2 separate regions of the Mus musculus genome follow, and region 1 is linked to region 2. Evidence: chromatin loops called from intact Hi-C (ENCODE). Cell type or tissue: heart. All regions are shown on one strand. Links, peaks and the distances in the headings refer to the core of each region. The heading gives the core; the rest is flanking DNA.

The links. Peaks named below come from ENCODE experiments on the same cell type or tissue, not always from the same donor. Only the 100,000 strongest peaks of a DNase experiment are listed, where the experiment ranks them.
Region 1: a loop joins it to region 2, with 2.1 times the contacts of the local background. A loop is called at or near these places in 1 of 42 quality-filtered maps.

Annotation. Positions count from the first base shown.
Region 1 is chr16:94,668,850-94,676,763 of GRCm38, reverse strand. Dyrk1a (dual-specificity tyrosine-(Y)-phosphorylation regulated kinase 1a) reads right to left here. Exons shown (of 12, transcript NM_007890.2): 6 at 7,812-7,914; 7 at 5,175-5,461; 8 at 3,281-3,427. Among named protein-coding and RNA genes, the nearest start is that of Gm41504, 41 kb to the left of the region's middle. In heart, for the core only: no CTCF peak of the experiment used is centred there; no DNase peak of the experiment used is centred there.
Region 2 is chr16:94,566,012-94,573,925 of GRCm38, reverse strand. Dyrk1a (dual-specificity tyrosine-(Y)-phosphorylation regulated kinase 1a) reads right to left here and starts at 3,720. Exons shown (of 12, transcript NM_007890.2): 1 at 3,392-3,720. In heart, for the core only: no CTCF peak of the experiment used is centred there; DNase peaks (open chromatin) are centred at 3,105 and 4,425; H3K4me3 peaks cover 4,124 bases; H3K27ac peaks cover 4,007 bases.

The DNA.
Region 1 (7,914 bases), core at 1,658-6,657, 100 kb before region 2:
TGTGGGCGCTGAGGATGGATACACTGTGTACACTGAGGATGGATACACTGTGGACGCTGAGGATGGATACACTGTGTACACTGAGGATGGATACACTGTGGACACTGTGGATGGATACATTGTGGGCGCTGAGGATGGATACACTGTGTACGCTAAGGATGGATACACTGTGGGCGCTGAGGATGGATACACTGTGGGCGCTGAGGATGGATACACTGTGTACACTGAGGATGGATACACTGTGGGCGCTGAGGATGGATACACTGTGTACACTGAGGATGGATACACTGTGGGCGCTGAGGATGGATACACTGTGGACACTGTGGATGGATACACTGTGTACACTGAGGATGGATACACTGTGGGCGCTGAGGATGAATACACTGTGGACACTGTGGATGGATACACTGTGGGCGCTGAGGATGGATACACTGTGTACACTGAGGATGGATACACTGTGGACACTGTGGATGGATACACTGTGGGCGCTGAGGATGGATACACTGTATACGCTAAGGATGGATACACTGTGGGTGCTGAGGATGGATACACTGTGTACACTGAGGATGGATACACTGTGGGCACTGAGGATGGATACACTGTGGGCACTGAGGATGGATACACTGTGGGCGCTGAGGATGGATACACTGTGGGCGCTGAGGATGGATACACTGTGTACACTGAGGATGGATACACTGTGGGCACTGAGGATGGATACACTGTGGGCACTGAGGATGGATACACTGTGGGCGCTGAGGATGGATACACTGTGGGCGCTGAGGATGGATACACTGTGGGCGCTGAGGATGGATACACTGTGTACACTGAGGATGGATACACTGTGGGCGCTGAGGATGGATACACTGTGTACGCTAAGGATGGATACACTGTGTACACTGAGGATGGATACACTGTGGGCGCTGAGGATGGATACACTGTGGACTCTTGAGGATACACTAAAACCAACAGATATAATACATTTTGCCCTCACATTCTGCACACTCAACAGAAGGGAAGGTAGAGAATCAGCAAATAAGAATACAGATCCATAGTGTACCTTGGGACCTCAAATACAATGGAAAACACTGAGATAGAAAGGAAGGAAATTTTAAGGGTCAGTTTTTCAAGTTTTAAAGAACCAATAAAAATGTCTTACTAACTTACAGACATTAATTAAATTACAGTTTAAGTGAAAACTATGCATTCATGCTACAGTGCAACTACCATAAGGCTAGAAACCATGCTTACTGACATAATACAGCAGGGTAAACAGAGGAAGAGCCTGTTTTGGAAAAGGCTAACTACAAACATAGTCAAGCCTCCTCAAGGAACTGGTTCTGAGCAGGATTAGCCCCAACCCTATGGATGCACAAATCCACAGGTGTTCAAATCTCTTATACAAAAATAATATCTGTAAATAATTTGTGTGCATTCTTTCATACTTGAGATCTTTTCTAGGTTTCTTATAATTACAAATACTAGAAAAAGTCATTACGGGGGCTGGTGAGATGGCTCAGTGGGTAAGAGCACCCGACTGCTCTTCCGAAGGTCTAAAGTTCAAATCCCAGCAACCACATGGTGGCTCACGACCATCCGCAACAAGATCTGACTCCCTCTTCTGGAGTGTCTGAAGACAGCTACAGTGTACTTACATATATTAATAAAATAAATCTTAAAAAAAAAAAAAAAAAAAAGTCATTACATTATACTGTTTAGAAAATCCTTACACAGGGAAAGGACCAGAACATGTTTAGGACAGGTAAAATTCCTACTATGATGGATTCAGTTTACACCAGTAACAGTTACACTGCGATTCAATTAACCTAAAGACTGTATTTCAACATTAAGACATAACTAATCTCAAGTTTAATAAAACTTAAATTTAGATATTTGTACTCTATTGTCTCACAGATAAATTCTAAACATGAAAAGATTTGCCTGGAGTAGTTTTTGACCAATCACTTCTCTACCTATACATATGCAATACTTTAAACAATTATTTTTCGTTGAACTCAAAGATGAAGAGCCTAAAGGGGGCAGAGAGACCACAAAAACGGCGTCTCCATGCATGGGAGATGAGAAGGGGCTAGGGGAAGGTTGCACAGGTGGCACAAAGGCTCCATGGAAAGCTGACTGAGAGCAGTGTGCAGTGCCATCTGGGAGGCAGCACTTCAAGACAGGGAGAACAGTGTAGGGGCCAAGCAGGGTTGGTGGTTAGTGTTCAAGGAGCTGCAGCAAGAGAAGACAGTGATGAGTCAGAAGCAAAGGAACAGAGGAGAGGAGACACTGCAGAGACCCCTGCACAGAGTGAAGAGGAGAATGCCAAACACAAAAGAGGACTTTGGCTCTGACAATGAGAAAATTGGGAAGCCACTGGATTCTCAGATGATTATCTGTTTAATCCTAAGGAAGTTACCAGTTATAAGATACAATTACTTAAGTTCAAATAAAAACAAATATGAAGCTGCTTCCACCTTGTTCGTGAGCTGAAGTTAAAATTAAATGCAGAGAAGAAGATGGTGACTGGAGATGGTGTGCATCTGATCAGTTATTTCAAAGATTAAGTTTGAAGACCACTAGAGTCCCAGAGTTGAGGGCCAGCCCAGGTAACATGACAACTTACAAAAATCTCAACTTAACAAAAATAAGATCCAGAGTTAAGTCATTTAGTCTTTCTTTTCTCTCATATAACTCAAAATTTAGATTAAGATCCTCAATGATCAACTTTTCCACAAAAAGCAAACAAGCTCAGCTGACAGCAAGGGCAGCAATTCCCTTTACTCTTCCAAAAACCCTCCAGCTTCTGTTCTCAGCTTCGGAATCTTAGGAACACAAAGTAGCCTGCAGATGTGCAGTCTCTCTAATGCCCAGAATCCTAGTAGATCTCAAACAACTCAGGCAGCATCTACGACTGCACTGTGCACTGCTTTTGAAGGACTAAATCCCAGCATCTGGGTTTTAATCAGGGTTCACAGCACTGACTAGTGCTAGGGTGGCCTCATTTCTTCACCACATAGTTAAGCTATTATTGTACGTAAACCTGAAAATGTCTATGAAATGCCACTTTCTGGTTAGTTTTCTGTTTTCCTTCAGTAACATATTAAGTATCTTAATTACTAGTTCAGAAGCCTACCATTACATAACTGACAAAGAAGAAAAATTAAAAGAATGTAAAATAAGATCAACTGACCTTAGAGAAATGATCAAGCTCTTAAGAAGACATCTTCCTATGAGGACAGCTTTGAGATGACACTGTCACTACAGAGTACCCTTTACCTACCTCATTGGCACCACTGAACAGAGGCTCTCCAGTGTGCATTTCAACCAAGATACATCCAAGGGACCACATGTCGATAGCAAGGTCATAAGGCATTCCCAGTAGCACCTCTGGAGACCGATAAAAGCGACTCTGAATATACTGGTATATCTGAAACATATTTCAAAGTAGTATTAATTCAATATGCCTTATTTATAGTTATATTCAATATTGGGTTAAGAAAACTACTTACAGCAACAGAAAAGTTAAACATCACACTATAAACATGGTGAAACAACTAAACATTTCAAAGGAATAACCAAACAAGAAGTTGGTTGAGGATTCAGATCCTTTCATGTAGTCCAGTCAGTAATCAGGAGAAATAGTGAACCAAGTCATTACCCTGCATGCTCTGGGGCATGCCTCAGCGGTAGAGAGCAGCGTGGGTGAGGACTTGGGTTTGATTCCCAGTAAAGATCGAGACTACAAATACCTTAGTTGGAAACATTTTGGACATAGAGTGTTCAAACCACACTATGTTTCTGAGAGATTCTAGGTGAAGGAAGTCACCTACCTGACTACTTTTTGGTCAAGCAGGTTTTAAACCAAATCCCTGAGGGCCCTCTCCCATGCATACACTTCTCTTCCTGACACCTTCTGACTCTGACCCAGTACAATACATCCATGGATCTCAAAAATAGTTCACATGCAACACCAATACACGTCGACAGTTAAAAACTTAATGGCTGAAAAGGATAAGTTATCTCAGTTTGTCTAGACAGAAATAATAGTGTTTGATGTTAGGACTGAACATATGATTTAGTTTAAATTGATGGAAAAAATTGCTAACTGAAAAATCTACTGCCAGCGTTGTCGCAGTGGGCATGTGTCTCTATACAGTGTGCTTGCTCAGGCAACTCTAGGCTTTTCAGCAGCATCTGAAACTGTACACTTTGCCTTCAAATTCAATTTAAAAATTACCTCCAAAATTATATAACTTTGCTATTATAAGATAATTTGCAGAATGACAAAAGCTAAGTCTGCTAACTAAACTGACTACACACTTTGCTCTACTTAAAACCTAGATACAAGCTGAACAAGATAGAAGCTTTACAAGCTTGGAAAGCAAGAACTGTGGATGCCAATATTAAAAATAGTAACACTACAATGTTAGATTAAAATAATTCCAATACCTTTATGTAAATAGAAAAGGCATTAAGAATGAATCGAGCACTAACAGAAGCATCCCTGACCCCATTCCAGAAGACCACAGGCTTCTGTCTGCATGCACAACACACCATTGCTACAGATGTCCTAATGCTACAAACTACAGCAGGGAGAGGCTGCTTCCCTGAGCCAGGTGAATTCAATCACAATAGACACGTCTGTTCTTAACAGTGTAAAGAAAACCAGTTCTGATGTGTTCAATCTATAGCAATTCCAACTTAGTGGGGTAAGGTAAGAAGACTTAAACTTATTTATCAAAACAAACAGGTATACCACCTATGCTGTAAGTACCAAAACCATTTGTGTGTACTTCTTGGTGTTTTGTTTAAGGAACATTTATCTTGGTGACTTAAGGAAAAGTAATTTCTAGTCAAGATCCTAGTTTAAGTTAGAATTACTCAAATTTTATATTAAAAGCTCCATTTGAGAGCTATAAATCACCTAATATTTCATTCTTTTATCTCTTTCTTTAAAATTTTCTAGCATTAAACATAATTTTAAATATCCACTTAAAAACTCTCCCAATTCAAGTATTGCTATCTGGATTTTAAACAGACATCAGCAGGGTGTGAAGCATAAGCTACCTGTCCAAGATGAACAGCATCCACCAACCGCCTCCAACTGTAAACACATCATTCACGCCATTCTACCTAATTCTATGGTAAGTCACAAGTCCTAAAGGAATACTTACCCTCTGCCCCAACTGACAAGAGCTGCCAAAATCAACAATCTTGATTGCACTCCGTTTGGGGTTACACAGAAGGATGTTCTCAGGCTTTAAGTCACAGTGAATGATACTAAGTTCTGGAGTCGCAAGAAAAAGCAATGCTGTGCACATCTGTTGCGCAAACTTTCGTGTTAGGTTCAAAGAGACCCCTCGGAAGTTGGTGTTTCTCAACAAATCATAGAGATTATAGGACAGCATTTCAAACACTAAACAGAGATGGTTTCGAAACATAAAGTGGCGTTTCAAATGCACTGAAAGAGAAAAGAAAATTTCACCTAAGTTACACACGCTGGTAAGACAAGCATTAGTTAGTATATACTTGGTATGTTCTCCATCCCCAGCACCGCACCATTTGGTGCAGAGTGGAAAGCGGGTTAGTCTGCAGGTCAGCCCCTAACAGTAACAGCCCGTTCTTCTGCTGACTAAGAGGATCTAAACCACTCTTCCAAGTTAAAGAAGTGCAGTCTATCCAAAAAAATAAAAAATAAAAAATGCATAAGGTGGCACACACCCTTAATCTCAGCACTTCTGAGATAGAGGATCTCTGAGTCTGAGGCCAGCCTGGTCTACAGAGAGAGTTCCAGGACAGCCAGGGCTACACAGAGAAACCTGTCTCAGAAAACAACAAACAAACAAACAAACAGCCCATAAGGTAACAAAGTACCACCTTATAAACCTCATGTGCTAAGATTGACTTATGACAGCACTGCATCTAACCGCCCTGCCCACCGGCTTTGATGAATGTATAAGCTGTGTGTAGAAGGGCTACTGCCTACAGACAGCAGCATACTTTTGTGTTTTAGGAAAACACAGCAAGTATCTGGAAATCATGAAGACTTGGTGAAGACTGTGTTCTTGGGAATCCATAACCTATGTATTTATCATATTCAGTAAATTGAAAAAAGAAAAATCGTCTATAAGAGTAAAAATTTTAGAAAAACCCGTGAAGGACAGACAGGTAAGCAGCAACGGCTTCTGCCCTCTCTGAGGTCAGTAAGAAACCAGACTGTGCTCAAGCACATCAGGGTCAGATAACGTCACCCAGAGACGCACTCACGCACTCTCTCTCACACACACCAGCAAGTGCCTGTAAGTCAGCTTGATGTCAGGCTAACAATGGTAAGAGGACTCCTCACTATGGTCTCATGGTATCTCAAAAAGAACTCTCTCTACAGAAAAATAGTACAGTATTCAAACAGCCACTGTGTGAGGAGTCTTGACACAGTACTGGACAGACTGCCTAGAGCAGCCCACATTCTGTAGCTGTTTGGATATCATTCATGCTATATGAATCTCACCAAGGTACAGTGTGAATTGTCACTAAGGGTACAGTGTGAATTGTCACCATGGGCACAGTGTGAATTGTCTGAGGCTACAGTCAGTCAGACAGCTCTGGGAGCCATGACACAGACTCATGGCTTCTTTAATGATGCCCATTACTTGAACCCAGTTTTACCTCTGACACTGAATTTCCCATTGGAGCATTACTTATCAACTTCAACGCTGCTGCTCCTCTTCGCGCACATACTCTGCACTCAATATTAATGATGCTCAGTAACTTATTACAGCAGCTGAACATTAAAATTGCCACAAAATTTGTGGTAAATTGGGCCCTTCAACATTTGCTGTGGAAACAATGTATTTGTGTGTAGTGCAGGTTTTTTTCCCCATTTACACTATTTGGAAGTGTTTGGGACAATGAGACTAAACTTCAGGGACAATGAAAGTCATTAGTTTAGGCACCACTATTATAAAAGAGAGGCACTGAAATGATTTACATGATGAAATAGTCCTAAAGTCAGCCTAACAGGCAGTCTACACACTTCCCAACAATACCATCTCTATAAGAAGACAGAATCCTTCCTTGTCATCAGGACTGCTGTGGTGCATCTGTACTGTGAGAGCAGAACTCTGTCTCTACCCTGTCCTTTCACACCTGTCCCCACAGCCACTACAGTTGCTCCTCACAATACTTGTACACATGTGTGTATATATGTATGTATGTACACAGAAATAAAGTAGGAAACATATATTAGAAGGAGTTTTGTCTGTAAACCAACTGCTCTCTTAAGTTCCCAATAGTCTTAATTCTCCGGCTGTTTTGTTTCCTGTGGGAAGATGGCATGACAATGGAATAAACACTGAGATAGGACTCTGCAGGAGCTGATGCAGATGCCAGCTACAGAGCCCCAAGACCATTTATGTTTACCACTGAAAGGAATTTTTCTCTAATCTAAGGCTCAGGTCACCTTCCTGTGGGAAGACCAGAAGTAAAGCAGCAGGGGAGATAGGGTGAGTGTGTTGTGGTGTGCTCTCAATGTGGCCTGGCTATAATGAGGCCAATACCTCACTAACAAAGTTTGGGAAGTTCAGACAGATTTTAAAAAGTCTTAGGCACTCACAGTGCACTAGCAAGTCACCTGACAGTGGCTCCCTGGACAAAGACACATGAGAGCAAACAATGGGCACCTGTGAGTTGTGACATGGGAAACCATCAAACAGTCCCCCCAGACACCCTGCAAAGCACCCACAGACTGAAACGGCTTATGTTCTTCAACAGGTCAGGCCCACTGAAATCAAGGCATCGTGATGAGCCCTTACCTATGTAGTACTTCATTTCAGTGTCGTGTTTGTTCATGAGCTCAAGCAGCCGCACTTCTATCTGGGCTTGATTCAGAAACGCTTTCTTGTTCTTGATGATTTT
Region 2 (7,914 bases), core at 1,816-6,815:
GGTAGACCCACAGCAGGTTAGATGTCCAACGTTAGGTTTGTCTCTCAACCAAGAACTGTAACTCACTACAGAATGCTCAAATGAGAATTTCAAAGCCAAAATATAACTTTAAAAAGCATAGCTGTTTAATACAATGTACTTCCAAGTCAAATTTTGTTTTTATATGTCAATATGAACTAAAATTTTAAAAATAACACTTGCCTGCACTAGCTAATGTGAACCTTTATTTTAGTTACATGAAACCTGCATTCAACTCTCACGTACCCAACAGAAGACTTTACACTCAACAGCTTAACATTATGAAGTTGAGGTGAAGCATAATTTCAAAAGATTCCTTCATTTAGGGACAACTTTAGGTAACTTAAAATAATTTAATAAGTTTTTCCAAGTAATTAAACACCAATTTTTAATCCCCATATTTTGTAATCCCACCCTATGCGAGCACTGGGTTATGAGTTCCCACAGACTGTCTTGCCATCAAACATGACAATGGGTAGGACAGCACAGGGTCCCTGCCTTCAGAAGACATACCACTCCATACACTACTACTCTGGTCCTACAGCTGTGACAGGCAAACTGTGAAGTTACAGGTGACCCTGTCTGTTATGTCCAAGCAAGAGATCTGTTCCCAAGTCGAAAGTAGACAAGTACAAATGGAGGAAACCCACCAAAACACTCAACACAAAATAGAGTGTTAGGGCCAAGTTACTGTCTAGAAATACCACAGAATTCTTAAAACTAACAGCTGCAAGTGCTGAGCCATGTTCTTGACAGACTTTCTGGAAACTTGTGGTGTTTGCTGGGTCTGAGGGCTAAGCTCCTTCTTGAGAGGTAGAAGAGAAGTTACTGGGAAGAGGGACACTGGCTGGCAGGTGCGAACAAGAGCATCCCCAAGTAGCAAGAGATTCAGAAATGAAGCCCTCCCTCCCTCCCGCCCTCCCTCTAGGAGTCCAACTATGTATACTATGTAGCTATGTCCTGCAGTACAAAATGATTCTTGGTCATCCAAGATTCTATACAAAATTTCTTTCTGGAACAGACATTTGCCAACCATAAACTCTGTAACATCTCTGTGCTATTTAAATTTCTATTAAAAATGGTTTAAAGTAATACCCAAAGTAAACACATACAGTATTTCTTTCCTTGACAGTTACATAATAACACCCATGACAGAATTCATGCCATGTCTGAAACAAGCCATCTTAGCTTTACCCTCAGTCACTGCACTGCACAGCACAGACTTGTCACACTGTCAGTCACTCCCATCTGTGAGTCACAAGCACAGGAGTCCAGCCACGAAGAAAACTCAGTGACAGAGTAGAACTCTCAAGTGAGACTTCTCTAGCCAAGGGTCTTTTTGACTATCCATGTTCTCGTGAATGGTATTTTATTTTTCAACTCCTAGCACATAGCAGTGGCATAGCACAGAGCATAGAGGTTACAATTTTAACAGGTCACACACCAAAGTGTCTTCAAGAAGCTCCACTGGCTCAGTCAGTCAGTTTCCTATCCTTACAGATAACAACCATCCCTTCAACTCTGCTCCTTCAAAAGACAACAAAATCTTCATCATCCACCAGGAATACAAAATGTGTGTCCTTGCCTTACAGACACAGGAGCAGCCCTTCTAGAACAATTTCTGAGCTTATGCCTCTCTGAGGTAAATACAAACTTTCTGTTGCCATTTTTACAGAGTACCTGGTATAGACGCTGACAAGAGTTTTAACTTTTTGGACAGTACCACAGACACCACCGCCGTGCTAGGGCAGAAGCTCCGAAGGGCAGGGTGCTGTAAGACAAGCACCCTGAAAATCCACATATGCAAATAAATCTTCTTAACCACTATTCCTCTGAAACCTTGACAAGTGAAATTTGAGCTCCTGTCTCCCACTTACAGTCTATTTAAAAATGTAATTCTTTAAGACAATTAAAAAAAATTTAACAAACAAAAAGTAAGATAATTCCACTACATTAACATCTCAAATCAAAATACCTAATAGTTATTCTTAACGTGCAAAGTACAGTGTCAAAAGAGAAATGTAAGTATTTAAATAAAAAATAACTTCACACCAAACTTTATGACTTATCAATACGCAAAAAGAACTCTACACTGTAACAGTTAAACGCAAAGAACAAAATGCACCAGTGGTTTCAATTCTTCCACTGAAAAACAGACTAGTTTACCTGGGGGGGGGGGGGCATGACAAGTTTCATTACAGGGGCTCATCTAAACTGTACTTCTGCAAACCCTAAATTAACTCTACCAAAACCTGTACCCAAACAGTCTAGGTTACAGCCCTGAGTCATCATACAGTACTTAATAATAAGTTAGGAGCCAATGAACAGAAAGCCAGGCTAACAACTGACATAGGCCTCCTGGAGTACTGGCTGTATGACCTTGGACTAGTCACTGCCCACCTCTAGGCTCAGTCTGCTCATCTGTAAAATGGGCAGCATTTCCAACTGGGAGGTTATTCGAGGTAATATATAAAAGGCCTTGCACTAATCTATGAGTGTGCAAACAGTTACAAGGAATATTTTCTTGGGATTTGGCAGAACTCAAGAAGCAAACGATGCTGCACCTCGACGACAGGAGTCACATAATCTAGGGCTGGGCAAAGACAAGACAAGTCATTGGAGTCACTGACTCACGAATTTTGCCATTTTTAACTATTTCGGGGTAGGGAGGGGCCTCTAGCTTAGTGCTGATATTCAGCAGCTCTGGGGCCTCTGGAGCCTGAGTGGGTCTGAGCCTATAAATAGATGTTGAAGTTTTGAGGCGATACACAGGTCTCCATTCTAATTCCAGTCTCCTCCCGCTGCTATGCAGGTCACCCCGGCCCCTCCGGTGCCCTGGGTGGCCCGCGCTCGCGGCCCGACTTCCGAGCACACCAGGTCCCCAGGCCCGAGCGCGGGCCCACTGGGCCTCGCAGGCAGCAGGCTGCCGACCTTCGCCGGCCCGGCCCGGCCGGGCCTTGCGTCCTCGCCTCCCGGCCGCCAGCCCCATTTTCTGATCCCGTGCATTGTCCTTGCCCAGAACCCCGGCGCTCCGCACGCCGGTGGGGACCGAGAGGAGGGACGAGGGAGGAGCTGGGGGCAGAGGATGAGGAGGAAGAGGAGGAGGAGGAGGAGAACAGCCTCCTCCCCTGCGCCCGGGCAGCCAGTGGAGGTCTGGCGCCGGCCCGGCCCGAGGCAGCGGGTCCCACCCGCCGCAACTTTCCTCGGGGACGAGGCCTTCTTCCCCGGGCCCCGGGCCGCCCGCCCGCCCGCCCGCTCGCTCCTAAGATGGCAGGTCCCTCCCTCCCTCCGCTTGAGGCCTGGCGAGCCCGGCTCGCAGGCCCCGAGAAGCCGCGCGCTGGGCCGCGCCGCGCCGGGCGGGGCGGACACTCACCGGGACGATGGCGGGGCGCTCGCGCCGCTCCCTCCGGTGAGTCTCAGCCTCGAGCTCCCGCGCCGCGCTCCCGCCGCGGCCTCCGCAGCCAGCGCCGCCCCGGCCGCCTCTCTCCGCCCCCGGCGTCCCGGCTCCGCGCCGCAGCCGCGCTGGCTCAGGGTCCGTCGGGCTGGCGGGGCCGGCGGCGCCCGCGGCCGGGGAGGCAGGCGACAGCCCCTCCCCGGCAAATACCGCAGTCCCCGGGCCCCCGAGTGTCGGCGGCGGGGCCCGGCCCGGCCCGGTGCGGAGGGCGGCGGCGGCGGCGAGGCCGGGCGCCGAGTGGCGGCCGCTGCCGGCCGCTTCTTCCCGACGAGGATTTTTGTAAATCTCACAAAATGGCGCGCGCTCCGAAGCTGCGCAGCGAGCAGCGCCGGGGCCCGAGCGGCGGCGGCGGCGGCGGCGGCTCCGCCAGGAGAGCCCGGACCGCCCGCCCCCGATCCCGCACAGACACTCGCGCACACTCACCGCGCGCACACTCGCCCTCGCACACGCTCCCTCACACTCACACCGGTCCCGCCCGCTCGCCGGCGGCGGCGGCGGCGGCAGCGGCAGCGGCACCAACAGCAGCAGCAGGAACAGCAGCACAAGCGGCGGCGGCGGTGGCGCCCGCACCCCCGCTCGGGGAGTCCGCTTTCTCAGCCCGACCTGGGCCGCGATCGGCAGCAGCGACGGCAGCAGTCTCCCCGGATCCCCCCGCCGCGGTTGCCGCCGCCACCCCCGCCTCACTCCAATGGGGCTTTTTATTATTATTCGGGCGGGAAGCGAAAGGGTTTAAAAAAAAACCAACCAACAAAATGGCGACGGACCGACCCGGTCGCTATAGCAACTGTCAATCAAAACGCAAAACCCCGGCTGACGTGCTGACGTCCTCCGCCCGCCCCTCCCGGCCCCAAGCCGGCGGGCGGGGCCTGTTGCTCGGGTAACGGCAGATTCCGTTCCCTCCTTCCCCTCTCTCCTCCGTCCCCCAGCCAACCACCCAACCCCCCTCAGGTCACGTGAAGGATAAATTCGGAGCTCGGGCCCGCTATGAGTGTCAGAGGAGGGCGCGTGATTCGCTCGGGGGAGGGGAGTGGAGGGAAGGGAAGGGAAGGGACGGGGGCGAGGCGGTGGCCTGCCGGTGCGCGAGCGAGCGAGCGAGCGCCTGCCGCCTCGCGGCCGCCTCGCCCCGCCCCCGCGCTCGCTCCCACGCCGACTGCGGCCGGGCCAGCGCGCGCCCCCGTGGCGCAGCGCGCTCCCGCGCCGCGAGCCCGCAGCCCCGCCCGCGCGGCCCGGGAAGGAAGGGAAGCGGAGGGCAAGCCGCCCACCTCGCGGCCCTGGGAGGCCGCCGTCGCGAGCCCCTATCCCGACCGGGCCCGCGCAGGCCTGGACGATCGCTGGCGTCCGGCTCACCTCCGGAATTACGCCCGCGGCTGCAGGCGCGCGGCCGCCACCTTACTCGGACCGTGCCCGCGCGCGGGCCGCGCAGAAACTTTCCAGGCTGGGCACGCTCCCGGGCGCCGGTTCCCCGGCTTCTCCATCGGAATGCCCAGCCAGCGCCAACCCCAGGGCTTTCGGAGGGGGTTGGGGGGGGGGGTTGTTTTTTGTTTTTTTTTTTATTGTTACCTGTCCTAAGTCACCTCGGTTTCCCGATTCTTAAATTTGCCCACTTGGCCTTAACCGTCGAATCTTCACCGGAATTCTGCCTTTCGGTTTTTTTGTTTTGTTTTTTATTCTACTGTCTTCCGCCTGGCTAAATACTGCTGGGTGTCCTCTCGGGCCATTGACACTGAAGTCCCCTGTGCTGGCTACTTTGTAATTAGGAGACAGCTACTGGCTAAAATTGTATTTTGTACCTATTCTAAAATAATGGCGTTAGCTAGTAGCTTAAAAGGATATACATAAAGATATTTTCGTGTGTAAGTATATACACTGTTGCACACCAAAAGTAACTGGATTTATTTCTACACATGGTTTTTACCATAGTGGTGTTGACGTTTTGCTTAAGCTCTTTGCAACAGATGCAGTCTTATAAACAAATGTAAAAACACCAGTCAATACTGGTCTCTGTGCAGTATGATCCTAGGAAACACTTGGCTTCGGTGATTTCCAACAAACCTCCTATAGTTAGCACACCACTGATATACTAAAGCACCTATTCAACTTACAAAAAAGGGGGGGGGGGCAAAAACTAAAGTAAATTAGGGCACAGGAAGGAAAGTAAGTTGCTTTAGACTGCCTCGGATATAAAACATTTCCAGCGTCTGACAAACATACGTTTGGCTGCCCTGTTGATATAATTTAATTAAAGTCCACAAACAATGTAATTAATCTGAAGAAACTGAAGTGTCCAAGAGTGTCCCTTACACAGAAGTTAGTACCAGGTCCTTCCCAAACACAAGCTTTCTCCAGTTCCTCCTCCTGCCTCACCTCCAGGCTTCTCACCCCATTGACCAGATATTCTTTTCCAGCACAACGCTAAAAACTAAAATCCCCATCAAATGTTTGAAAGCTGGTAAAGGGGAAACCTGGGTAACACTGGCCATCTATGACAGGGTGTCAAGGAAGAGCTCAAGCTGGAAGCCACTCCGTGTGAGGCAAAGTCTGAAGGCTGTGCACACTCGAGCTTAGGCAGTGTTGATCCCTGTATCTAAGAGACGGACCCCTCTCCCAAACCCGTACCATGGCAGCCTTACCTGACACCAGTCAATGAGTTGTCATGTCTGGGCTGGGAATGCTATCAAGTATTGGATATGGATGTCACCTATAAAGTGGCCTGCACATTTATGGCCTGTGACAACCAAGGGACGCAGTGGCCTCTGGAAGAAGCACCAACTAGTTGTGCCTGGATACAGAAATTAAAACTTTGGTTTTACGTGAGAATCCTACCTGAGAACATGGAAAAGCAAAGACAATCCCCCTAGCCTCAGTCACTGCCGTCCAGCCTGCTCTAGAGCACCCAGTCCCCGCAGAAAATGACCCAGCCCATTCTACAGAGAGAAGACAGGTGACTAGTGACACCCTGGTGTGACACTACCTGTGAGCAGTGAGGACAGGATTCAAATCCAAGTGTATTTGCAACTCAGTGTTCCCACCACACCAAAGTGTTGTAAATCTTCACAGAGGTCATCAAGTCAAAAAATGAGGTCTTTGGGCTGGATCCAGATTCGAAATGACCAATGTCCTTAAAGCAAGCTGGACATAGAGACACAACAAACCAGTGGCAAGGGACGGAAAACCAAGGAAAATTGGAGACTACTGAACCCTGGCCAAGGACAGATGTATCCCGGCTGTCCAGTCTGCACCTCCTTTGTGATAGAGACCCAGTTGAGGTGCCAACAAGGTTTTTCCTGGCTCCTGCATCCCGTTTAGTGATCATCTCAGTGCTGCACTATTTTAAACCCATTAGGTTGAGTAGGTGGAACCTGGCTGGGAATTAAACCACCTCTGCCCCTCAGGTGAGGCAAGAAGGGGAACAATTCACAATTCAGCCCTGGACAGTGCCAGGCCTGCAAGCCAAGCCCCTCCCCCTCGGTCCCCACAGACTGGGGCTGATGGAGTAACGTGTGGTACGTGACAGCATACTGTTCAGACGCAGTCCATCGGTGTATATAAAACAAAGGAAGATGAAGGCCTTATAGAAACTGACATAGATAATAGGATGTGAAGCTAATAGCTCTCTGCATCTGAGGGAAAAACAAACAAACAAACAAAAAAACCCTAAAAACTGTACAGCCATTTAAACAATGTAACAATGTGAAAGAGTCACGGTGTAAACAGCACTCGGAGGTTGTTGCCAGAGCTGCTGGATCAAAACCTGGGCTCTTAAATCCTAACACATTAAGATGACAGACAGTAAGCCAGGTGTGGTGGCTCACACCTTTGATCCCAGCACTTGGGAGGCAGAGGCAGGCGGATTTCTGATTTTGAAGCCAGCCTGGTCTACAAAGTGAGGTCCAGGATAGCCAGGGCTACACAGAGAAACCCTGTCTCGATAAAACAAAACAAAACAAAACAAAACAAACAAACAAAAAAAAAAAAAAACAGACAGACAGTAGTGAGTATGCAGAGATTTATTCAACTTAGCTACACCAGGAAGAGAGGAACGGGAGGCCCGGTGGATAGAGGTCAAGAACTAAGCTCAGTTAAGCAGGTACTGCCCGTGCTGTCCCAGCCAACATAAACAAACTCTAAGCTCCTCTCTTGTGCAAGGTGGTCTAACAAGTTGTCAGACGGTATGAAATCTCTTCCTCTCCGCCAGGTTCCTCTTCTGACAGACACTGAGACCCGTTCCTTCACCCAGCCTGCAACTCCTGGGGAAATTCCAATTCCTTCGGGTGCATTGTGTGATAGGCAGTGGGAAAAATTGCATTTCCTCCTGCCGGCAAAGCTTACAAGACTGCCCAGGGAAGTCCTTGTACTGTCTTCATGGCAACTAACATATTCTTCCAGGCTTTCCTAGGGAAATGTGTGGGGTCCTCACTCTACGCACGCACTGAGTGTCCTTT